3 separate regions of the Homo sapiens genome follow, and regions 1 and 3 are each linked to region 2. Evidence: chromatin loops called from intact Hi-C (ENCODE). Cell type or tissue: adrenal gland. All regions are shown on one strand.

The links. Hi-C counts contacts between places; a loop is a spot of excess contacts. Peaks named below come from ENCODE experiments on the same cell type or tissue, not always from the same donor. Only the 100,000 strongest peaks of a DNase experiment are listed, where the experiment ranks them.
Region 1: it touches region 2 in a loop (3-fold over the local background); 50 of 110 quality-filtered maps call a loop at or near these places.
Region 3: a loop joins it to region 2, with 2.9 times the contacts of the local background. A loop is called at or near these places in 101 of 110 quality-filtered maps.

What each region holds. Positions count from the first base shown.
Region 1 is chr16:8,787,527-8,795,526 of GRCh38, forward strand. TMEM186 (transmembrane protein 186) reads right to left here. Exons shown (of 2, transcript NM_015421.4): 2 at 7,654-8,000. Among named protein-coding and RNA genes, the nearest start is that of TMEM186, 6.1 kb to the right of the region's middle. RefSeq lists a silencer at 4,454-4,633. In adrenal gland, a CTCF peak has its summit at 4,567 (motif pointing left); no DNase peak of the experiment used is centred here.
Region 2 is chr16:8,877,004-8,885,003 of GRCh38, forward strand. LITAFD (LITAF domain containing) reads left to right here and starts at 5,348. Exons shown (of 4, transcript NM_001395433.1): 1 at 5,348-5,507; 2 at 6,207-6,283; 3 at 7,320-7,462. The coding sequence starts at 7,353. RefSeq lists a silencer at 923-1,038 and enhancers at 3,148-3,437, 5,485-5,985. In adrenal gland, CTCF peaks have their summits at 3,428 (motif pointing left) and 3,632; DNase peaks (open chromatin) are centred at 3,408 and 7,968; H3K27ac peaks cover 615 bases.
Region 3 is chr16:8,650,427-8,658,426 of GRCh38, forward strand. It overlaps a transcript of METTL22 not described here. Among named protein-coding and RNA genes, the nearest start is that of ABAT, 20 kb to the right of the region's middle. In adrenal gland, CTCF peaks have their summits at 1,650 and 4,875 (motif pointing left); no DNase peak of the experiment used is centred here.

The DNA of each region.
Region 1 (8,000 bases), 89 kb before region 2:
AGCTACTTGGGAGGCTGAGGCACGAGAATCGCTTGAACTCAGGAGGCGGAGGTTGCAGTGAGCCAAGATCGTGCCACTGCACTCCAGCCTGGGTGACAGAGCGAGACTCCGTCTCAAAAAACAAAACAAAACCAAAAAAAAATTGTTAAAGAGTCACAGTTTTCTTTTCTTTTTTTTTTTTTTTTTGAGACAAGAGTCTCACTCTGTCGCCCAGGCTGGCGTGCAGTGGTGCAATCTTGGCTCGCAGCAACCTCCACCTCCCAAGTTCAAGTGATTGTCCTGCCTCAGTCTCCCCAGTGACTGGGATTACAGGCATGCACCACCAACCCCAGCTAATTTTTTGTCATTTCTAGTAGAGACGGGATTTCGCCATGTTGGACAGGCCGGTCTCGGACTCCTGAGCTCAGGTGATCCGCCTGCCTCGGCCTCCCAAAGTGCTGGGATTACAGGCATGAACCACTGTGCCGGCCTGTTTTCTATATTCTGTCCTTCCCCTGGGGAGGCAGTGGAATGACCCAGCTCTACTGTTTTCTAGACGGGTGATCGTGGGCAAGTCACTTCAGTTCTCTGAACCTTATTCTGCCAAAAAAGGATGATTATAGTATTGCTAGCTAACATTTATTGAGTGCTTGCCTGGACTGAGCACTATTTTAAGTGCTTTTCATGTAGTAAGTCATGTAATCCTCCCCACAATCCTGGGTAGGTGGTGTTATTATCTTCACTTCACAGAGGAAGAAACCGAGGCAGAGAAAGAGGTTATACAGCTGGGAATTGGCAGGGCTGGAATTCAAGCAGGCAAGAAGTTTGGCTTCAGAAGCCATATGCTTCACCCGAACACTCTACCACCTCTCTGGGGTTCTCCAACTCAAAGTGTTGCTGGCAGATTAAATGAAATCCTATAATAATTGCCCAGCACACAGTAGGCATTTAATACATGCTGGTGTCCTTTACTGCTTCTTCTCCATGAATAGCTGAGTGTGTCTCATATATAGTTCTAAAAGGCAATATTATATTTCTGTGAGAGTTAACTTCCCACTGGTAAATATTAAATCTACTTCACACCATAGGTGCAAGCCCAGCTGAATCTGAGAGTGTATTTCAACTGTTAATCAGTAAAATGAATGTTTGTGTCCTTAGAGTTGGTATGAACATGGCCATACCTAGACGGTACTGGCCTTGCCTGATGGGACTCTAATCAGGCAAGATTTTACAATTGAATGGCGCAGGATCAAAACAAGGCCATTAAAAGTTGGACTCTGCCCGGAGTTCAAAGGGACCCTGTTGCTTTCTATTTAGGAACTCACGAGTCTTGCAGTCATAAAGCAGCAACATAAAGCAAGCTCCCAACTCTAGTTCTCCAGGCAATTCATCCAGGCTGTCCCCTGCAAGCTGCTCAGCCCACCAGATCTGCTTTGGGGAGCGCATTAAACATGGTTATGCAATGATTGGGTGGCGGATGCCATAGACATCTGGCCCTATGACAAGGTAAGTCTCATTTTTGGTAACCAGCATAGGAAGGAGGACAACAGCTACCACTGGGCTGTGCTTCCCACGTGCACACTGGGAGCATCGTCACCAGGTCCCCAGTTGATGCAGACCTCATGTGTGGATGGTGGCCATATGAAAACTGACATGTGGCTGGGCACAGCAGCTCACGCCTGTAATCCCCACCCTTTGGGAGGCCAAGGTGGGCCGATCACTTGAGGCCAGGAGTTTGAAACCATCCTGGCCAACGTGGTGAAACCCTGTCCCTACTAAAAATACAAAAATTGGCTGAGCGTGGTGGCGTGCGCCTGTAACCCCAGCTACTCAGGAGGCTGAGGCAGAGAATCACTTGAACCCAGGAGGCAGAGGTTGCAGTGAGCTGAGATTGCACCACTGCACTGTAGACTGGGTGACAGAGCGAGGATCCATCTTAAAACAAACAAACAAACAAACAAACAAACAAACAGAAAAACAGGCCAGACCCAGTGGCTCACGCCTGTAATCCCAGAACTTTGGGAGGCTGAGGCAGGTGGATCATGAGGTCAGGAGTTCAAGACCAGCCTGGACAACATGGTGAAACCCCGTCTCTACTAAAAATACAAAAATTAGCCGGCGTGGTGGTGGGTGCCTGTAACCCCAGCTCCTTGGGAGGCTAAGGCAGGAGAATGGCTTGATCCCCGGGAGGCAGAGGTTGCAGTGAGCCGAGATCACACCTGTGCACTTCAGCCTGGGCGACAGAGCAAGACTCTGTCTCGAAAAACAAAAAAATAAAACGGACATGCTCCAGACCACCCTAGGCATCTAAATTATTTACATGGCCACAGCATGGCAGGGAGACGGGGGCAAAATCCAGACAAGAAGGAAAGCCACTTGACAAGGGACAAACATGGTTAAATCACAGCTGCTTTAACTGAGTTTTCAAAGACTGCATGTTTCCTTCCATCTACTCAGCTTCTGAGTCCAGAATTGGAATTCATGGTTGAGAAACTTTCCTTTGCCTAGAAAGCTGGTGGGAGGAGAAGGGAATGGAAGAACAGACTGTTTATTACAGCGTTTTTCTTCATTTGCTAGGATGAATGATGTGCTCATTATACCCCTCTCACCCTCAATCCTCTCCCGGGGGTAGCCACTCTTCACAATTTGCAATGTATGTATGTATGTATGTATTTGAGATGGAGTCTCACACTGTAGCCCAGGCTGGAGTGAGATGTTGCGATCTCCGCTCACTGCAATCTCTGCCTCCTGGGTTCAAGCAATTCTCCTGCCTCAGCCTCCTGAGTAGCTGAGATTACAGGCGTCTGACACCACCCCCAGCTAATTTTTGTATTTTGAGTAGAGATGGGGTTTCACCATGTTGACCAGGCTGGTCTCGAACTCCTGACCTCAAGTCATCCACCTGCCTCAGCATCCCAAAGTGCTGGGATTACAGCCACTGCACCTGGCCAACATGTACTTTTTAAAAACACAAATAAGATCACACAGAACTACACTGTTCTGTGACTTGCTTTTTTTTTTTCACTACCTACCTCGTGGTCTTTTCCACAGATACAGTACAATCTCACTCTTTTTAAAGGTTGCATGTATACTACAATATTAATCTACCAACATTTACTTAACCATGTGGCCTACTAATGGAAACTTAGATTATTCCCAGTTTTTACTTTTCTTATTTATTTATTGAGACAGGGTCTCACTCTGTCACCCAGGCTAGAGTGCAGTGGCACAGTGATGGCTCACTGCAGCCTTGAACTTCCGGGCTCAAACAATTCTCCTGCCTCAGCCTCCCAAGTAGCTAGGACTACAGGCATGTGCCACCATATCCAGCTAATGTTTTATTTTTTCTTTTGTAGAGATGGGGTTTCACTATGTTGACCGGGCTGGTTTCGAACTCCTGGTCTCAAGCGATCCTTCCACCTCAGCTTCCCAAAGTGCTGGGATTACTGGCATGAGCCATCATGCCCGGACTAGTTTTTTTGCTATTGGAAATATTTCAGTCAACATCCTTATATGTACACTTCAGTATTTCTGTTAGATTATTGCTATATTCTGAATGTTTATGTCACCCCCAAATTCATATGTTGAAACCTAATTTCCAATGTGATGATATCTGGAGATGGGAACTTTGGAAGTGGATTAGGTCATGAGGGTGGATCCCTCATGAATGGGATTAGTGCCCTATAAAAAATTTCAGAGAGCTCCCTCACCTCTTTTGCCATGGGAGACCACAGCAGGAATAAGCCTGTCTACCAACCAGGAAACAGGCCCTCCTAGACAATGAACCCGCTGACGCATTAATCTTGGATTTCCCAGCCTCCAGAACTGTAAAAATTAATGTTGCTTGAGCCATCCAGCCTACGGTATTTTTGTTACAGCAGCCCAAGTGAACTAAGACAATCATGTTATAATTGTTGTTAAAGGGGGCAACTGCCAATATATCTACCACCCAAATCTAAAGACAACTCCCATTTTCTGAGAAGCTGCTTTGCCATCTATTGTATGGCTTTGGGTGATTCTCAAAACTTGTAGTACTGTGGAATAACCTGGGAAGCATAAACAAACAGATGCCCAGGTTCTACCAGATTCAACAAGGGTTGGGCACACTTAATGTTTTTTTTGTTTTTTGAGACAGGATCCCGCTCTGTCACCCAGGCTGCAGTGCAGTGGCGCAGTCTCAGCTCACTGCAACCTCTGCCCCTCAGGCTCAAGTGATCTTCTCACCTCAGCCTCCCCAGTAGCTGGGAGTACAGGCATGTACCCTACACCCAGCTAATTTTTCACATTTTTAGTAGAGATGGGGTTTCACCATGTTGCCCAGGCTGGTCTTGAACTTCTGGTCTCAAGCGATCTGCCCACCTTGGCCTCCCAAAGAGTTGGGATTACAGGTGTGAGCCACTGCACCAGTCCTTTTATTGCTTCTGTTGTTGACTTTGGTTTTTTGGGGGCAGCTCTCAGGTACTACCCTACTGGTGCATGACAGAAGCCCTAACACATTTCCTGTTATCTGGTGGACATCTGTGATTTTAGCTTAGGGATACAGCGTTAGAATAATGCATTTGCTCTGTGTGCCCTCTGCTGGTACTGCATGAGCAGACCACACATGGAATGCCTGCATGGGTGAGAATCTGGTCTCACCTCCCAGGGCAAGCCCCTTGCAGACTTAACAGAGTGGTGATTCTCCAAAGGCAGCGATGGTCAACCATGTTAGAATCACCCAGGGAACCGTGAAAATAAAAATGCCTGGTCATGGGCTTCGACAATGGGGTTTTTAAAACACTCTCCAGGAGATTCTACACATAAAGCCAGTGTTAAGAACCTATTCTTTGGGCAGAAAATTGGCCCAGGAACACAAAGTCCACAGAACCATGTGTCACTCTGGTGTCTTCTGTTCTAGTAATGTATTTCAGAAATTCCCAGCCTGCCTGAATCTCAGAATTGGCTTCAAGCTGGTCAAAAAAACAGATCCTGGAAATCCACCCCAGACATAATCAGAATATCCTGGGGTGAGGCTCACTCAGGTCATTACTTACAACCCAACAGAGAGAATTTTTGGTTTTAATGAGGTTAAGGTCAAATCATTATGACTTCTTAAGACATTTTTTAGCCACAGGCTTTATCTCTTCATGGGGAAGGGAGTCACAGTCACTGAAGGAACTGACAGGCAGGTGAAGGCAAGGTACAGAAGGAATGAACAGCCACGTGTAACTGCTATGCACATGTCTCTTCTATATAATTGAATCTTCACTACACTTCTTGAGCATAAATAGTAAAACCCTGTTATACCGAGAGGATACTGAAGGGGAGGCGGTTAGTTCTCTTTGCAGGCATCTAGGGAGAAAGCCTTCCAGGCAGAGGGAACTGTCAATGCAAAGGCCTTAAGGCTGGAATATTCTCGATTACTGGAGAACAGCAAGGCAGTCGTGACCTGGGGGAATGATCTCCACAGAGGTGCGGATGAGGGAGGGAAGGGGAGGGTGGATTAGGCCATCAGCCTTCACAGCAGTGACGTGATTCTGTTTTTAAGCATCACTTTGACAGCTGCAAAAACGGACTCAAGTAAAGCAAGGATGGAAGCACAGGACAGAAGCATCGAAGTGAAGGGCCAGGCGTGGTGGCTCATACCTGTAATCCCAGCACTTTGGGAGGCCGAGGCAGGTGGATCCCTCGAGTTCAGGAGTTCGAGACCAGTCTGGCCAACATGGCAAAACCACATCTCTACTAAAAGCAGAAAAATTAGCTGGGCATGGTGGTGGGTGCCTGTAATCCCAGCTACTCAGGAGGCTGAGGCAGGAGAATCGCTTGAACCTGAGAGGCGGAGTCTGCAGTGAGCCAAGATCACACCACTGCAACCCAGTCTGGGTGACAGAGTAAGACTCCATCTCAAATTTAAAAAAAAGGAAAAGTAACCACTGTTGACAAGAATGTAGAGAAACAGGAACCCTTGTCTGTTGCTGGTGAGAATGTAAAATGGTACAGCTGCTGTGGAAAAGTGGCAGGTCCTCAAAAATAAACAGAATTACCACAGGATCCAGTTAATCCACTTCTCAGTACGTACCCAAAACAACTGAAAGCAGGGACTCAAACAGATACTCGTATACCAGTGTTCACAGCAATAGCCAAATGTTCATTCATCAGTAGTCAAAAGGTGACGACAACTCAAATGTCCATCAACAGATGGACAAACAAAATGTGGCACACACAGAGAATACACACTGCACCCGTAAATATATTTAACCATAAAAAAGAAATAGCACTGACATATGCTACAACACGGATGCACCTTGACAACACTACACCAAGTCAAAGAAGCCAGATACAGGCCAGCCGCACTGGCTCACGCCTATAATCCCAGCACTGTGGGAGGCCGAGGTGGGTGATCACTTGAGGTCAGAGATTCCAGGTCAGCCTGGACAACATGGTGAAACCCCATCTCTACTAAAAATACAAAAATTAGCCAGGCTTGGCGTCAGGCACCTATAATCCCAGCTACTTGGGAGGCTGAGGCAGAATCATTTGAGCTGGTGAGGCGGAAGTTGCAGTGAGTGGACATCGCGCCACTGCTCTCTGGCCTGGGAAACAGAGCGAGACTTCAACTCAAAAAAAAAAAAAAAAAAGAGCCAGATACAAAGGGTCACATATTGTATGATTCCATTTATATGAAATATCCAGAACAGGTGAATCCAGAGGGACAGAAAGCAGGTTAGTGGTTGCCAAGGGCTGGAAAAAGAAGGAAATTATTGCTCAATGGGTATATTAGTTCTGTTTGGGATAATGAAAATGTTCTGGAAATAGATGGTGGTGACGGTTGTACAACATTTTTTGTTTTGTTTGTTTTTGAGATAGTCTGGCTGTCTCCCAGGCTGGAGTGCATTGGTGCAATCTCGGCTCACTGCAACCTCTGCCTCCCGGGTTCAAGCTTCTCAAGTAGCTGGGAATACAAGTGCCCACCACCATGCCCAGCTAATTTTTGTATTTTCAGTAGAGACAGGGTTTTGCCATGTTGGCCAGGCTGGTCTTGAACTCCTGACTTCAAGTGATCCACACGCCTCAGCCTCCCAAAGTGCTGGGATTACAGGCATGAGACAGTGTGCCCAGCCTGTACAACATTGTTAATATACTTAATGTCCCTGAATTGCACACTTAAAAATGATTAAAAGGATAAATTTGTTAGGTGTATCTTGGTATGGTTAAGAAAAATGGAAGGCTACACAATAAAAAAAAATATTTTTTTTTTGAGACGGAGTCTCACTCTGTCGCCCAGGCTGGAGTGCAGTGGCGTGATCTCGGCTCACTGCAAACTCCGCCTCCCAGGTTCACACCATTGTCCTGCCTCAGCCTCCCGAGTAGCTGGGACTACAGGCACCTGCCACCACGCCCAGCTAATTTTTTTGTATTTTTTAGTGGAGACACGGTTTCACCCTGTTAGCGAGGATGGCCTCGATCTCCTGACCTCGTGATCCGCCACCTTGACCTCCCAACGTGCTGGGATTACAGGTGTGAGCCACCGCCCCCAGCGATAAAACATTCTTATTGACTTTCGAGTGGCAAAATAATAAAGATCATGCCTTCCTTCCTCTTTACTGTGTTACAAATTGTATAATGAACATATATTATTAATTATGTGGGGCAATGTATATAACTGGCTTAAGTTTATAAAATAACGTACCAGCATCCGGTGCATTTGGCTTTATTACACTGCAGGGCCATCCAAAGCAAGAGCCTCTAGACCTCTGGGTGGTGAACAAATCTCAACTGGGGTTTCGTGCCTACCTGGACGACATCTGCTCGTCAATGTGTAGTTAACATCCTGACAGACCCTTCTGCCGCTGGATATGTGAGGGGCACAGCACAGGGCTCTGGAAGTCCCTGCTGACTGCTCGAAGCCTTTCTCCCTGCTAAAACCTCTGACCAAATGCTTAATAATATCTGCTGTAGGCTGTTGAGTCTGCCACACGTTTGACATTTATTGTTTATTCCCACACCCATCCCATGAAACAAGCAGGACTTTCCATTTTACA
Region 2 (8,000 bases):
GGGGAACGTGGGCAGGAGAGTTATTGTCCCATTCTACAGATGGGGAAATGAGGCTCGGATCAGCTCCCCCCAAACCATGCAGCAATTGCGGGCCAGGCTAGGACTGGAACCTGGGCCCCTGTGCTGCCCCACTGCGCCCCCCACAAGCCGTGTAGATGAAGCCCCCTCCCCAGGAAGCATCCTTCTGCCAGGGGTCTCAGAGAAGAGGGGGCTGGGACCTCAGGCTCTGGGCACACTTGCTTCCCCTGTACAGTGTCCATGCTCTCTGTTAGGGCCACTTCCTTCTGGACAGTCACCTCCTGTCTTTGGCCCAATCCCCGCCACTGTTCCTCTGCACAGTAGACTCGGGGGTCCTGTCAGAACAGCAAGTGGATCTTGGCACTTTCTTTTTTTTTTTTTTTTCCAAGACGGAGTCTTGCCGAGATTGCGCCACTGCACTCCAGCCTGGGTGACAGAGCAAGACTCCATCTCAAGAAAAAAAAAAAAAAGAAGAATGTGTCTGGCATCTGTTTCCTTCACTAAAATGTGGGCTTCTTGGGGTAAGTAAGCACCTCATCTGCCTTGCTCAGTTTTGTGTGCCTGGCATATATTAGGTGCTCAATAAATGCACGTTAAAGAATGAGGGCGGGCCGGGCACAGTGGCTCACGCCTGTAATTCCAGCATATTGGGAGGCCAAGATAGGAGGATCACTTGAGGTTAGGCGTTCGAGACCAGCCTGGCCAACATGGTGAAACCCCATCTCTACCAAAATACACAAATTTAGCCAGGCGTGATGGTGCATGGCTGTAGTCCCAGCTACTCAGGAGGCTGAGGCAGGAGAATCGCTTGAACCTGGGAGGTGGCGGTTGCAGTGAGCTGAGATCGCCCCACTGCACTCCAGTCTGGGTGACAAGAACAAGACTGTTTCTAAAAAAGAAAAAAAAAATGCTGCTTGACACACAGACACTCCACACACCCGACACACACATCTCCCACACAAATACACGCAGGTGGAAGCACACACAACCACATTCTCCCATCACATCCACACCCTGAGGCTTTCTCAATCTGGAGATAGCCCTTCCTCCTCCACCAGGCAGACCTCCAGGCTCTGAGGGAACGGGACGCAGGGATGGATAGATGGACAGACGGCAGCTGCTGGGGAAGAAATGGCCCTGAAACACCCTCTTCCCTTCAGCTGGGGGTCCTCCATCAGTTCCTGGGAACGAGAATTCCTCCCCCTACTTTTCTCTCCCTGAGTAAGCAATGTGGCTGGAGTAGGGAGGGTGGTGCCTACAGCAGCCCCTATACCTCATTCACCCCCATCCTGCCCGACCCATCCACTCCCCACCACAAGCTGGCAGGTAAGGCAGTCTGGGAGGTTAGCAGAACCGGAAATTCAACCCAGAGAGGTTAGGGGATGCCCCAGTATGACCCAGCAAGTCCCCACCCTAGGACTCCAGGGTCCACATGCAGATGAGATATATGGGACCCCACTGCTGAGCCAGAGTGAGGAAGGCAGGGTTCTGGGGGCAGCCAGCCCCTCCCCAGGCAGGAACAAGCCACTGCCCCATCTCCAGGCCCCTCTGTAATCCAGGCCCCTCTGTAACCCAACCCCCCACACGGATTGTGCAATAATTACAGGTACAGCTCATTCCTCCAATTCCTTCTTCCTTATTATCTCATCGCCTCTGCTCAAGCTGGGCCCTTCTGGGAAAAGAAGATGAGTAGGAAGGAAAAAATGTCCCATCTCCTTTTCCCATAAACAGCCCTGGCCACAGAGTCTTCCTCATTGCACAAAAGAAAGCGTAGCCCAGAGACGGGAGTCCGGTGCCCTAAATCACATAGCAGGAAAGGCCCCACACGGGACTCCCCAGGTCCCCAGCTGCCAAAACTCCAGGCTCATTGCATTCCTGGGTGGCCTGCCCCCTGCCCTGGCCTTTGTGACTCTGCTAATTGAGTTGATTGTCATGGTTCTTGTTAATATGTTAATATTAATTGCCAACTTACTGCAAGCTTTCCATGTGCCAAGTATGGAGGTAAGTGCTTCACGTGGATAACTTTCTTTTTTTTTTTTTTTTTGAGACAGAGTCTCACTGTCACCCAGGCTGGAGTGGAGTGGTGCAATCTCGGCTCACTGCAGTCTCCGCCTCCTGGGTTTAAGCGATTCTCCTGCCTCAGCCTCCCAAGTAGATGGGATTACAGGTGCATGCCACCACACCCGGCTAATTTTTGTACTTTTAGTAGAAATGGGGTTTCACCATGTTGATCAGGCTGATCTCGAACTCCTGACCTCAAGTGATCTTCATGCCTGGGCCTCCCAAAGTGTTGGATTACAAGGCTGAGCCACTGCGCCCGACCCATGGATTTCTTTCATTCTTCAGTCATTTAAGCAATCTTTTTTTCTTGTTCTTTTCTTTTTTCTTTGAGACTGAGTTTTGCTCTGTTGCCCAGGCCAGAGTGCAATCTCAGCTCACTGCAACCTCCTCCTTCTCCTGCCTCAGCCTCCCAAGTAGCTGGGATTACAGCTGTGCACCACCACACCCAGGTGATCTTTGTATTTTTGTAGAGACAGGGTTTCGCCATGTTGGCCAGGCTGGTCTCGAACTCCTGACCTCAGGTGATCTGTCTGCCTCGACCTCCCAAAGTGCTGGGATTACAGGGGTGAGCCACCGTGCCCAGCTCATAACACTCTCAGCAGAAGGTATTATTTTTGCAGGGGAGGAAACTGAGGCTCACCGAGGAGAAGACACCTGTTCAGAGTCATACAGCTCGGAGAGAGCCCACAGTTTGACCAACTTCATCCTCCTCTGTGCCAGGCCTTATTTGGAGGATGAAGAGGTGTTTTTTTTTTGTTTTGTTTTGTTTTTTTATTGAGACGGAGTCTCGCTCTGTCGCCCAGGCTGGAGTGCAGTGGCGCGATCTCGGCTCACTGCAAGCTCCGCCTCCCGGGTTCACGCCATTCTCCTGGCTCAGCCTCCCGAGTAGCTGGGACTACAGGCGCCCGCCACCACGCCCGGCTAATTTTTTCTATTTTTTAGTAGAGACGGGGTTTCACCTGGTTAGCCAGGATGGTCTCGATCTCCTGACCTCGTGATCCGCCCGCCTCGGCCTTCCAAAGTGCTGGGATTACAAGCGTGAGACACCGCGCCCGGCCTGGGGGATGAAGAGGTTTAAAAAAAAACACAAAAATCCAGTCTTCCAGAAGCCCTGACCCATGCAGCTTCCTGGTGGGGCACTGTGCCCTGGGTGCTGAGGGCCTGGGGTCTAGTTCAGCTCTCCCGCAGCCGTGCTGTGTGACCTCGGCTGGCTTTGCCACCTTTTCCGGCCGGGCCTGTGGGTTATGGGGTGGGAGAGAGGAGTCCTCGCCCCATGGCAGGGTTTGGGGCACAGAACCTGAAGAGGGAGAAATTGAGGCGGACTCATGGAAGCCCGGTGCTGCCCCCTGGTGGCGATGGCCGGGAAGGGCAGCGCCAGAGAGCATCCCCCCATCAGCTCCCTCATCCATTCACCCTCAAGGCTTCCCCAGTTCAGACATCACGCCTGGGGTCCCGACGTGTGTTAGGGGGACCATCGCTTCAAAATCCCCAGGGAAGGAGGCGGTCCCTAACCCTTCCCAAAATGTGTAACTTCAAGTCTGTACAGGAAGCCCAGGCCTGGAGCAGTGGCTCACGCCTGTAATCCCAGCACTTTGAGAGGCTGAGGCGGGCAGATCACCTGAGGTTGGGAGTTTGAGACCAGCCTGACCAACATGGAGAAACCCCATCTCTACTAAAAATACAAAATGGGCCCAGTGTGGTGACACATGCCTGTAATCCCAGCTACTTGGGAGGCTGAGGGAGGAGAATTGCTTGAACCCGGGAAGCAGAGGTTGCCACGAGCCGAGATCATGCCATTGCGCTCCAGCCTGGGCAACAAGAGCAAAACTCCGCCTCAAAAAAAAAAAAGGATCTGGGGTAGCATCAGATTGGTGTCCCACAGCTGCATCTAATCCTGACTTTGCCCTTCCTGGCTGTATCCTTGTGTAAAGCCCTTGGCCTGCCATTGGCGCAGAGGATGAGGTCTATAATTGGGAGTTCCTCTTCTGAGCCATTGAAGCCATTTGCATTTTACAATAATAATGCTGGCTTCATTATGAAGGGAAAATGAAGCAGGCAAAAAAAAAGAATGCTGGCTTCATGGACCACATCAAGAGCAGACCCCTCACCTGGGTTATGTCATCTGATTTCACAACAACCCTATGAGCTTCTTATTACCCCTATTTTACAGATGAGGCAGGGAGGGGATGGAGGTTTAAAGAAAGGTGGGGGCCAGGCATGGTGGCTCACACCTGCGATCCCAGCACTTTGGGAGGCCGAGGCAAGAGGATCACATGAGGCCAGGAGTTCAAGACCAACCTGGGCAATATAGTGAGACCCCATCTCTACTAAAAATAAGAAAAAATTAGCCAGGCATGGTGGTAAGCACCTGTAGTCCCAGCTACTCCAGAGGCTAAGGTGAGGAGGAAGACTTGAGCCCAGGAATTTGAGGGTACAGTGAGCTATGATTACGCCACTGCACTCTGGCCTGGGCCACAGAGCAAGACCCTGTCTCAAGGCAAAAAGAAAAAAGTGGGACCTTGCCCAAGCTCATAAAGCTGAATAAGCAGGAGGCAGACTGGACTTTTGAGCAGGTAAACACACACACATTTACACCATGAATATGTGTGGACATATGAACCTATACATACCTACATTTCTTCTTTCTTTTTTTAGATGGAGTTTCACTCTTCTTGCCCAGGCTGGAGTGCAGTGGCGCGATCTGGGCTCACTGCAAACTCTGCCTCCAGGTTCAAGTGATTCTTCTGCCTTAGCCTCCTGAGTAGCTGGGATTACAGACACGTGCCACCACGCCCGGCTAATTTTTGTATTTTTAGTAGAGACAGGGTTTCACCATGTTGGCCTGGCTGGTCTCAAACTCCTGAGCTCAAGTGATCTGCCTGCCTCGGCCTCCCAAAGTGCTGGGATTACAGGCGTGAGCCACCGTGCCCAGCCACATTCCTAAGAGGACATGAACATGCTACAATTAGATCTTCACATACATCTGGTTAGCTCCCTCAGGATAAATTCCTCCAAACAGAATGGCTGGGCTCTAACAGGACTATATTTCAGACCCTTGATCAGTTTCCCCACCCAGCCGTCAGCAATCTCCCACCCACCCACCATGTGGGGCCGTGGAAACATGGAGCAGGGCCATCTCCAAAGGCTGTTCAAGCCATGCCCACGGGAAGCCCCTGCCCTCCTCCTGCAGGAAGTGAGGATGAGGCCACAGTGAAGGCACACATCACAATGGCTGTTCTACTGGAGCCAGGCCCAGCAAGAGGTGGACAGGTGTGGCCCCAGCTCCTCACACCTCCTGGCAACCGGGCCTCCTCATGAGAATTCCTAGAAATAAGCACATGAGCACTCGGAGCTCAGAACACGGTGCTGCCCAGGCACTGTTGCTGGGACAGAGGCCCTCCAGAGCACCAGGATGGAATCATCCCCGGGTGAGGGCTCCCCTCATTCAGGGGCCAGGGCTGGCAGGGACCGGGAAGAAGTCTACTCTGGAGACCGCAGGAAGCAGAGAGGAGACGAGGGTCCCTGTGCTGAGCTGGGGGCTGCCCTCAGTCCTCACCACCCTTCCCCGAAATCCTACTGTCCCCACCAATCAGGGGGCCACGGAACCCAATAGAGACCATTGGGCAGTGGGGCTTTCAACGTGCTGTACTCTCCCTTAAAGTGTTGCAAGGAAGTCGCCAAATGAGACTAATGACTCCCCCACATCAGGTATGACGCTCCTGCCCGTGGCCAGAGACAACCGAGGCTGAGCGTGGAGGCAGCAGGAGGCAGAGGCTGTCCTGGCCCTGGGGCTGCCTGGCCATGTTGGTGTGGAATTGGGAAAGTTACCGAATCTTTCAGAATCTGTTTTCCAAGTGATTCTCCTGCCTCGGCATCCCGAGTAGCTGGGATTACAGGCGTGCGCCACTGTGCCCGGCTAATTTTTGTATTTGTAGTTGAGATGGGGTTTCACCATGTTGGCCAGACTGGTCTCGAACTCCTGATCTCGGGTGCTCTGCTGCCTTGGCCTCCCAAAGTGTTGGGATTACAGGTGTGAGCCACTGCATCCGGGCCTAAGTTTTGAGCTAAGTCCCTGGCATACAGTGAGCCCACTGATCTGAGGGTGCTTTTCTTTCTCTCTCCTAAAGATCCTTATCCTGCTGGTCCCCCTCCTCCCTATGGTCCTCCTCACCAGATGTACTTTGAAGGCCCCCAAGTTGTTCAGGTAGGTGAGTGCCCCTGCCGGCCTTCCCTTGTCGCTTTCTGTCCCCTGCTCGGAGCTGCCCAGAATATTCTCTTTCCTGACCTCTGACCAAGACTCTGCCCAAACAGCACATCCTCTGGCAAGTTCTCCTCCCCTGACCCCGTAGCTGTGGGACCCCGCAGCTGGCCAGCTGCCCCTGCTCCCATGCTGGCTGTGTTGCCAGTGGCCACCGAAGCATCTCTCTCCAGAGGGAAATCACTGGTGGATGGGGCCTGTATACAGTAGGCACTCAGGAAATTTTTATGGAGTAGACTCCCGTTCTCTACTCTGCAAACACACCACCCCTCAGGCCACAGAGGAGGGGAAGGCCGAGCCCCCCAGGTGGGGCCTGGGTTTTGGGAATTTAAACAAATTTTCCAAGGAATTCTCAGGCAGTCTCCAGATTCAGAACTGCTGGGTTGGATAGATTCCTGGAGGGCACAGTGAAGATGACGTCACCATTGAAAAGCACCCTTTAGGTCAGGTGCGGTGGCTCAGGCCTGTAATCCCAGAACTTTGGGAGGCCAAGGCAGGTGGATCGCATGAGGTCAGGAGTTCAAGACCAGCTTGGCCAACATGGCAAAACCCCATCTCTACTAAAAATACAAAAATAAGCCGGGTGTGATGGCACATGTCTATAGTCCCAGCTACTCAGGAGGCTGAGGCAGGAGAATCGCTTGAACCCGGGAGGCGGAGGTTGCAGTGAGCTGAGATCGCACCACTGCACTCCAGCCTGGACGACAGAGTGAGACTCCGTCTCCAAAATAAAAAGAAAAAAGAAAAAAGCACCCTTAGAGCCCACTGGAAACCCCACTTCCAGCTAAGAACACTTCTTTCCTTAGTTTCCTCCAAACCGGGGTGGGGGAGCCACACCACACCCCCACATATCAGGTCCCCAGTCTCCAGATCCCAGCATCTCCCCATCTCAGGTGAGCACCGACAGCCCATGGGAATTGAGAAGCCACAGGGGTCCTGGCCCCGGGGGGTCCCACCTGCTTCCCGCTTCCCACTCCCACAGCTGTATGCCGGCATGTCCGTGGTGGGGACGTCCATGCCGGTGCAGGCCGTGTGTCCCTACTGTGGAAACCGCATCATCACGGTGACGACCTTTGTCCCGGGTGCCCTCACCTGGCTGCTGTGTACCACCCTCTTCCTGTTCGGGTGAGTGGCCGCCCCTCCGCCGCTGCAGAGGCCTGAGCATTGGTAGGGGTGGGTCCGGGTGGGTCCCTGCAGGGTAGGGGGAGCTTTCGGGGAAAATAGCAGGACCAAGCATAGGGGAGGCCAGTTGGGTGGGGCCATTACCTCCTTGAGAGGAGGCGGCAGCCCTCTGACCCAGGGACCTCCCATGAGAACAGCAGGGAGTGGAGGGGTGAGTGATGCCTACAAAGCAGCCAGCTTAGGACACCCACGGCAGCTGCTGCTGTCACCAGCAGCCAAGAGCTTGCGGGTTCAGGATGGCTCTTACCTCTCAGCTGTGGAGTTTTGAAACACACAGAGGGGCCAGGCGCGGTGACTCATGCCTGTAATCCCAGCACTTTGGGAGGCCGAGGTGGGTGCGTCACTTGAGGTCAGGAGTTATAGACCAGCCTGACCAATGTGCTGAAACCCTGTCTCTAACTCTATTAAAAATACAAAATTAGCCGGGTGTGGTGGCACGTGCCTGTAATCCCAGCTACTCAGGAGACTGAGGCAGGGGAGG
Region 3 (8,000 bases), 230 kb before region 2:
CTCTCTGAACCTGAGTTTCCTCACCTGTAAAATAGTAAAACTTCTTGATAGGTTGGTGAATGGGTACAAACTTAGGGAAGAAATACCTTCTAATGTTTGGTAGCAGACTAGGGTGGCTACAGTTAGCAACAATATATTGTGTATTTCAAAGTTGCTAGAAGAGAGAACTTGAAATGTTCCCAACACATAAAATTATAAATTCTCAAGGTGGTGAATACCTCAAATACCCTGGCTTGATAATTACACATTCTGTGTATATAAAACACATTCATATGCACCCCATAATATGCAAAATTTCATTTATCAATAAATGAAAAAAAGCCAGATGTGGCTCATGCGTGTAATCCCGGCACTTTGGGAGGCCAAGGCAAATGGATCACCTGAGGTCAGGAGTTCAAGACCAGTCTGGCCAACATGACAAAACCCCGTATCTACTAAAAATACAAAAAAATAGCTGGGCATGGTGGCGTGCCTGTAATTCCAGCTACTCTGGAGGCTGAGGCAGGAGAATTGGAACCTGAGAGGTGGAGTTTGCAGTGAGCTAAGATTGCACCATTGCACTCCAGCCTGGGTGACAGAGCGAGACTCCGTCTCAAAAAATAATATAAATAAATAAATGGGAAAAAAAGAGGGTAAGAATTCTTTCTTCACAGAATTATTGTAAAGATCATACTAAATGGGCCAGGCGCAGTGGCTCATACCTGTAATCCCAGCACTTTGGGAGGCCGAGGTGGGCAGATCATGAGGTCAGGAAATCAAGACCATCCTGGCTAACATGGTGAAACCCCGTCTCTACTAAAAATACAAAAAATTAGCCAGGCGTGGTGGCGGGCACCTGTAGTCCCAGCTATTCGGGAGGCTAAGGCAGTAGAATGGCGTGAACCCGGGAGGCGGAGCTTGCAGTGAGCTGAGATCGAGCCACTGCACTCCAGCCTGGGCAACAGAGCAAGACTCTGTCTCAAAAAAAAAAAAAAAAACATACTAAATGATCCATGAAAGATGCCTAGAGTCATACTTGGCCCTGGTGAAGTTTTCATTAAATTGCAGACTTAGTCCTAAGGTAGAGTTTTTGGCTTGGCGGAATTTTCAACTTGCACCTTGCAGCCTGTGTGATTTGTAAGGTTGGATTGTCTCACATCATCACCTGCTAGAGACATCACTGGGAGCAATCTCTCCCTCTCTCTATAAATAAAAGGGATCCTGTTTGCCACCCTATCCTGAAGCAATAGCTGGACAAAAAGCAAATCTGAAAAGTCAAATGGAAAAAGCCTGACTTCAATTTCAGGTTCCGTGTTGTACACGAGCATGATTTTGGAGGACCTGGGCAACCCTCAGAGAGAGAGAAAAGTCATGCTTTTGTTCTTACTCATAAGTGGGAGTTGAACAATGAGAACACAAGGACATAGGGAGGAGAACATCACACACCGGGGCCTTTTGGGGGATGGGGGACGAGGAGGGAGAGCGTTAGGACAAATACCTAATGCATGCAGGGCTTAAAACCTAGATGACGGGTTGATAGGTGCAGCAAACCACCATGGCACACATATACCTATGTAACAAACCTGCACATTCTGCACATGTATCCCAGAACTTAAAATAAAACAAGCAAAAAAGAAAAGTCATGCTTTATCCTGCTGATCCCAGCTCCACTCCACTTCCACGGGCTGCCAGTTGGGGGAGAAATGCTGCCAGGGACACAGCCTCAGAGTTCATGCTCTTCAGTATAGAGTCCAGATAAAAGTGAGATGTAGGCCGGGCGCGGTGGCTCAAGCCTGTTATCCCAGCACTTTGGGAGGCCAATGTGGGAGGATCATTTGCGGTCAGGAGTTCAAGACCAGCCTGGCCAACATGGTGAAACCCCATCTCTACCAAAAATACAAAAATTAGCCGGGCGTGGTGGTGCACAGCTGTAATCCCAGCTACTCAGGAGGCTGAGGCACAAGAATCGCTTAAACCGAGCAGGTCGAGGTTGCAATGAGCCGAGATCATGCCGCTGCACTCCAGCCTGGGCAACAGAGGGAGACTCCGTCTCAAAAAAAAAAAAAAAAAAAAAAAAAAGTGAGATGTAGTGTGTGCCCTTGCCCTTGCTTGCTGTGAAACCCTCATGTGTGGCCAGGTGCAGTGGCTCACACCTGTAATCCCAGCACTTTGGGAGGCCGAGGTAGGAGGATCACTTGAGCCAGGAGTTTGAGACCAGCCTGGGCAACATAGTGAGACCCATTCTCATGTTATTTAAAACAAATAATTATTTTAAAAAAAAAATTTTTTTAATTTTAGACTCATCTAAACTAAGGGAGCTGGGAGTAGGTGGCCATACCTTGGCCCTATGTGAGTGACTGTGATGGAAATATCAGTAGGTAACCAAGCTTATGGGTCTGTGCATCAGTGATCCACACACAACACACATCTTGGCTGTCGGCTGCAGCAGCCATGTGTCCCCTGAATGGGGAAGGGCAAAAGGAGCTATGGCTATGTGCCTGGGAGGTGGTCTTCCCAACGGGATGATGATGCTGTGTTTCCTGTCTGAGCCTTCTAGATGCTAAGTAAATGTGCTCTTAGATTAAAGCCTGTTGCATCTCAGGTGACTGCCAGTTCAAACCCACTTCTGCTGCTCAACCAATGCATGCGCCGGGCAAACGGTGGTGCTGCTGATATTGGAAGCAGGCAGTGGATCCCAGCTTCAACCAGGGAGGCCTTCCAGACTGTGCTGTTTCTTACATGGCAGTGTGGTACAGTGGCCCCAAGCAGGTGTCAGCAGGAATTTGCTTTTCTAACACTAGTTACTGATAAACAGACTGATGAATCACTCTGACAGTTTTGTGAATTTTAACCCTCTGTTAAAATCACAAGGGACAACGCTAAGTTTTAATATCTAAACTGGAATTTTAGGGGGCAAGATCAGCCCCTTAGATTGAAAGAGACCTATGGAGTTGGGTGATGTCAGGTGCCTCGGAGTCTTGGGGACAGCACCGATCTCTGTCCCCACATGGGCACACACTCTTGTCAGGCCTATCTGGCATTCAGTGATGACTTCTGTGTTGACAGGAAAATATTGATGGGATGAATGGAAAGGGTATAAAACATGGAAGAAGAAACTATTCTTTCATCAGTGATTAAAGGCAGCGGAAATAAAGCCAAGTAAAGTTCAGTGTACAAATTAATAAGGCAATCAGTCTCTATTGATTACTAGATGCCTGGTTGAAGTGGATCTTGAATTGGTTTCCCATGGGAAGGATTTGGAGATTTTAAGTGGCTGAGTGGTAATGATTAAAATCCAACTTTATTCTAAAGCTACCATACATAGTAAAGCCTTAATTAACTAAGACTCAGTTAGTTAAACCTGCTTCCCCATCATTTCCAAGGCTCAAGCTACTGAAACGTTTCAGTAGGACCAGGACTTAGAGACAGGAACACTGGGACCATCTCCTATATCTAAACACCTGGGTAGTGAGAACCCAGGAAGAAGGATGATATCAGGGAAGAATTTTGTGGAAAGCCTGACTTCAGAACCAAGCTCAATGTGGGAAGCTGAAATTGCAGTGACCCATGAGTACACCACTGCACTCCAGACTGGGTGTCAGAGCAAGACCCCATCTCAAAAAAAGAAAAAACAGGCTCAAGCAAAATGGGAGATCTCAGAGGATCGAGATGGTGATAGCCAACTGTCCTAAACATTTTAGATACATTAGCTCAGTAAATATCCCTCCACTCACGTGAGGCCCCACTTCATAGATGGGTAAACTAAGGAGGGAGTAGGCAAGGGGGCCAGGTAACTCTCCCAAGGTCACATAAGTTGTGAGGGATAGAGCCAGGCTTTGAACCTGAGAAGTTTGGCTTTATAGTCTAAGAATTTATCCCCCAGGCTCTTCACCACTCCTGGTAATTTGCTCATCATCACATAACTTATAAATGGCAGCTCTAAGGTATGTGTTTATAGGTGGAAAGTTACATACCACATGGTTAACCTTGATTAACCCCAGGGCATGGAATTGGGGGAATGGAATTGATGAGACTTTGCCCTTTATGTTATATACATGTATTTTGTTTTTACAAACATGGGTTATTTTTGTGTCTTTTTTACTAAAAATAAAGTTAAAAGAAATTAAGTACATGTGCACACATGCACGCATGCATACACACACAGCCAAAATGCTACTCTCTAACAAGAGCTGTATTTGAAAACAGATAGATCAAGCCAAGCTTTTGGGAAATAAAATTTATTTTAGCCCAAAGGTTCTAGAAAGACTCAGAGAAAAGTTCAGAGGGCAAATCATCCCTTGGGTGGGTCTGGGGCTACAAGACCCTGGGCTTGGTGCTCCTCCAACTGAGCCTCAGAATGCATAGAATGAGACTATGCCAGGCTCATCTGAACTCCATGTTGTCTGGTTCCCCAGTGGGAAATTTGTCATGTCCAGACCCAGGGGAGTGTGGCCGTGATCTGTACTAAAGGCTGAAGTTCCACCATAAGTTTTATCCATGTTTCTAGCCCATTACATTTTTACAGAGAACGCTAATGGACATAGCAGCAAACTGAAGGTGGACATAAATCCAGCCACCATGTGGGAAGGGAAAAAAGGGAGTAACTCAAACCTGCTGGGCCTCTTCCCAATAGTTAGAAGACTCTAAAATAAGCCAAGCCCTGTGTGGGGCATTGGGGAAAGGAACTGTATTATCTATTTGCTGCATGACAAAATACCCCAAAACTTAGAAGCTTAAGACAACAAACATTTATTATCTTACAGTACCTGTGGGTCATAAATCTGGGCTTAGTTTAACTGGGTGCCTCTGTCTTAAGACCTCTGCTAAGGCTACAAGGAGTTCAGCTGTGGTCTCATCTGAAGGTTCAACTAAGAGTGGATCCACATTGAGGCTCCCTCTTGTGGTTGGTGGCAGGATTCAGTTCCTCACCTGCTATGGGTCTAAGGGCCTCAGTTCCTCACTGGCTGCTGACCACAGACTTCTCTCATTTCTCTGCCATGTGGGCCTCTCTAGGGGGCCTCTGATAAAGCCAGGACATGACAGCAGCTTTCTCAGAGCAAGCATACAAGAATAGAGAGAGTTTACTGGGAGGTAACCTAATCTGAGAAGTGACACTCCGTCACTTTTGTCACATTCAGTTCTTCAGAAGTGAGTCACTAAGTCCAGCCCACACTCAAGGGGAGGGGATTACACAGAGTGGGAATACCCAAAGGTGGGATCACTGGGGACCATCTCAGAGGCTGCCCACAAGAGAGATGCAAAGGACACATCCTTGCCCTGAAGAGGCACTGAATCTGGAAGGAAGTGGGCAAGCCCGCCAGCATTGTGATGCAGAGATCGTGTTCTCATACCCACAGCTGATGTCCATTGAGCACCAACTTCCATCCAGGTGCTCTTCTAAACAAAGCCGTTCAATCTATTATCCACCTAAATGTGCAAACTAAGATTTATTTCTGAGGCATTTGGGGGATTCAGGAAGAGGAGAGGGCTGAGGGTGATGCCTAGCTTTCTGGCTTGGAGGACTGTGTCTTCTGACAAGACATAGTTCTTGAAGACTCACCACCATGCCCTCCACCAAGGTAAATTCTCCTGATGACCACATCTTTGCTCTAACACAGTGTTCTCCAAAGTATGGCGAGTTAGGATACCAGTGGTATGTGGCAGGTTTTTGTTGTTGTTGTTTTAGAGACAGGTCTCGCCATGTTGCCCACTGGAGTGCAGTGGCTATTCACAGGCATGAGCATAGTGCACCACGGCCTCGAACTGCTTGGGCTCAAACAGTCTTTCTACCTCAGCCTCCCAAGGAGCTAGGACTACAGGTGTGCACCACTGTTCCTGGCGCAGAGAGGTTTTAAGAGAAAAGCATTTTGAAGTTTATCCTATTGACATGTATGTAGCAGGATGCCACTTCCAGGGATTAGTCCTTTCCTCCACCCCCACTTCCTAAATGATTTTATTTGTACCCTGAGGGCCTTTTCCCCACTTCCCCCACAGACCTGCGTGAGTAGACCTCAGGCACCAACTGCACAACTAACTATTGGAGAAGCAAAGATTAAGCTCCAGCACAGCCACTAGGCAAAACCTGGGACACAGGGATTCTAATGTGAACTTGCAGAGTAAGATTCTCTGCTTCTGAGAAAACAGCTGTGTGGGCTGTGAAGATGGGAGAGGAGGTTTGAGACTCCAGTTACCTCAGCAGGAGAGCAGCCAGTCCCTGTCACTCCACCTTCATCTGCAGTGAGTGATGTTCCAGCAGTGCTGGCCTGGGCTGGGCTGTGCCCTGCGGCTCCAATGCCCTCCTGACAACCCAGGAAGCTGTCTTACTCCATTTTGTGCTGCTATAACAGAACACCACAGACTGGGTAACGTAATTAACAGAAATGTATTGGCTCACAGTTCTGAGGCTGGGAGGTCCAAGAGCTAAAGGCCAGCATCTGGCAAGGGCCTTCTTGCTGCATGATAGCACAGCAGAAGGCGCCACATGGTAGAACAGTAAAGAGAGGATGAGAACGAGAGAGAAGTAAACATGGGTCAAACTCGTCCTTTTATAAGGAACCCACTCCCGAGAAGACAAACCCACTCTGGTGATAACAGGATTAATCCACAGAGTCCTCTTGCCCTAATCACCTCTTAAAAGTCCCACCTCTTGATACTGTTACAATAGGAATACACTTCATCATGAGTTGTTTGGGAGGGAACAGACATCTAAACCACAGCTGAGCCCTTCTTACAGCAAGATAAGAGAGGAAGATGCCACTTCAGGGAGGATCGATGTCATTACAAGACCTCACAAAACCTGTTTGAAGTCACCCTCCAAGCTAGTCCAGTTGTTGAACCACACCATCATGCCCTGTTTTGTGTATTCTGGGAGAAAAATGTATCTTGCATTTGAAAACCAGGGACATGAAGGATATTATTCTCGGTTGAGGCTAAGTTAATAATTTGTGCGTAGTTAAATACAATATTAAGTAATAATGTAAGTGGGAAGCAGGAATAGCAAATGTCACAAAGATGGTGATCTTGGGGGCTGAAGTTTGCAAAACACCAACAATAGCTTTGCCTGTGGTTTCAGCCTTTGTCCTGTCCCTCTTTAACTAAAGGCAGGAAGACTTGTCCCCCATAAAACCAGGTTCCTTTTCGTCTACTATATGGAGTTCAAAACAATTTCAGTCAGTCCTGAGAAACTGAAGACAAAGGATGTTTTCCACCTTTTTGAAACTATAGTGGGTTGAATGGTGGCCCTAAACAAGCTATGTCCACGTTCTAAACCCCAGAACCTATGAATGGGAAACTTGGAAACATTTGAGAAAGGGGTCTTTGCAGATCTAATTAAGTTAAGGGTCTTGACAGTCGTCCTGGATTTAGGGCGGGTCCTAAATCTAATGACTGGTGTCCTTCTTTTTTCTTTTCTTTTCTTTCTTTTTTTTTTGAGACAAGGTTTCTCTCTGTCACCCAGGCTGGAGTTCAGTGGTGTGATCATAGCTCAGTGCAGCCTCAACCTCCTGGACTCAAGCTATCCTCCCATCTCAGTCTCCTGAGTAGCTGGGATACAGGCGTGTGACGCCATGCCTGGCTAATTTTGTCTGTTTTTAGCAGAGACGGGGTTTCACCATGTTGCCCAGGCTGGTCTCAAACTCCCGAGTTCAAGCAATCCTCCCACCTTGGCCTCCCAAAGTGCTGGGATTATAGGCATGAGCCACCGTGCTCTGCCCCTGATGTCTTTATAAGAGAAAGGAGAGGGAGATTTGAGAACCACAGTGAAGATGGCCTATGAAGGCAGAGATCAGAGTGATGCTGCCACATGAAGGAGCACCCGGGATCACCAGAAACTGGAAGAGGCAAGGAAGAACCCTCCCCTTGAGCCTTTGGAGGCGTGAGTCCCTGCTGACACCTTGATTGCGGACTTCTGGTTTACAGAACTGAAATAATCCATTTCCACTGTTTTAATCCCCCAGTTTGTGGTCATTTGTTACCAAAGCAAACTCATCCAGAACCCAAGGGATATAGGCTCAGAAATGTGC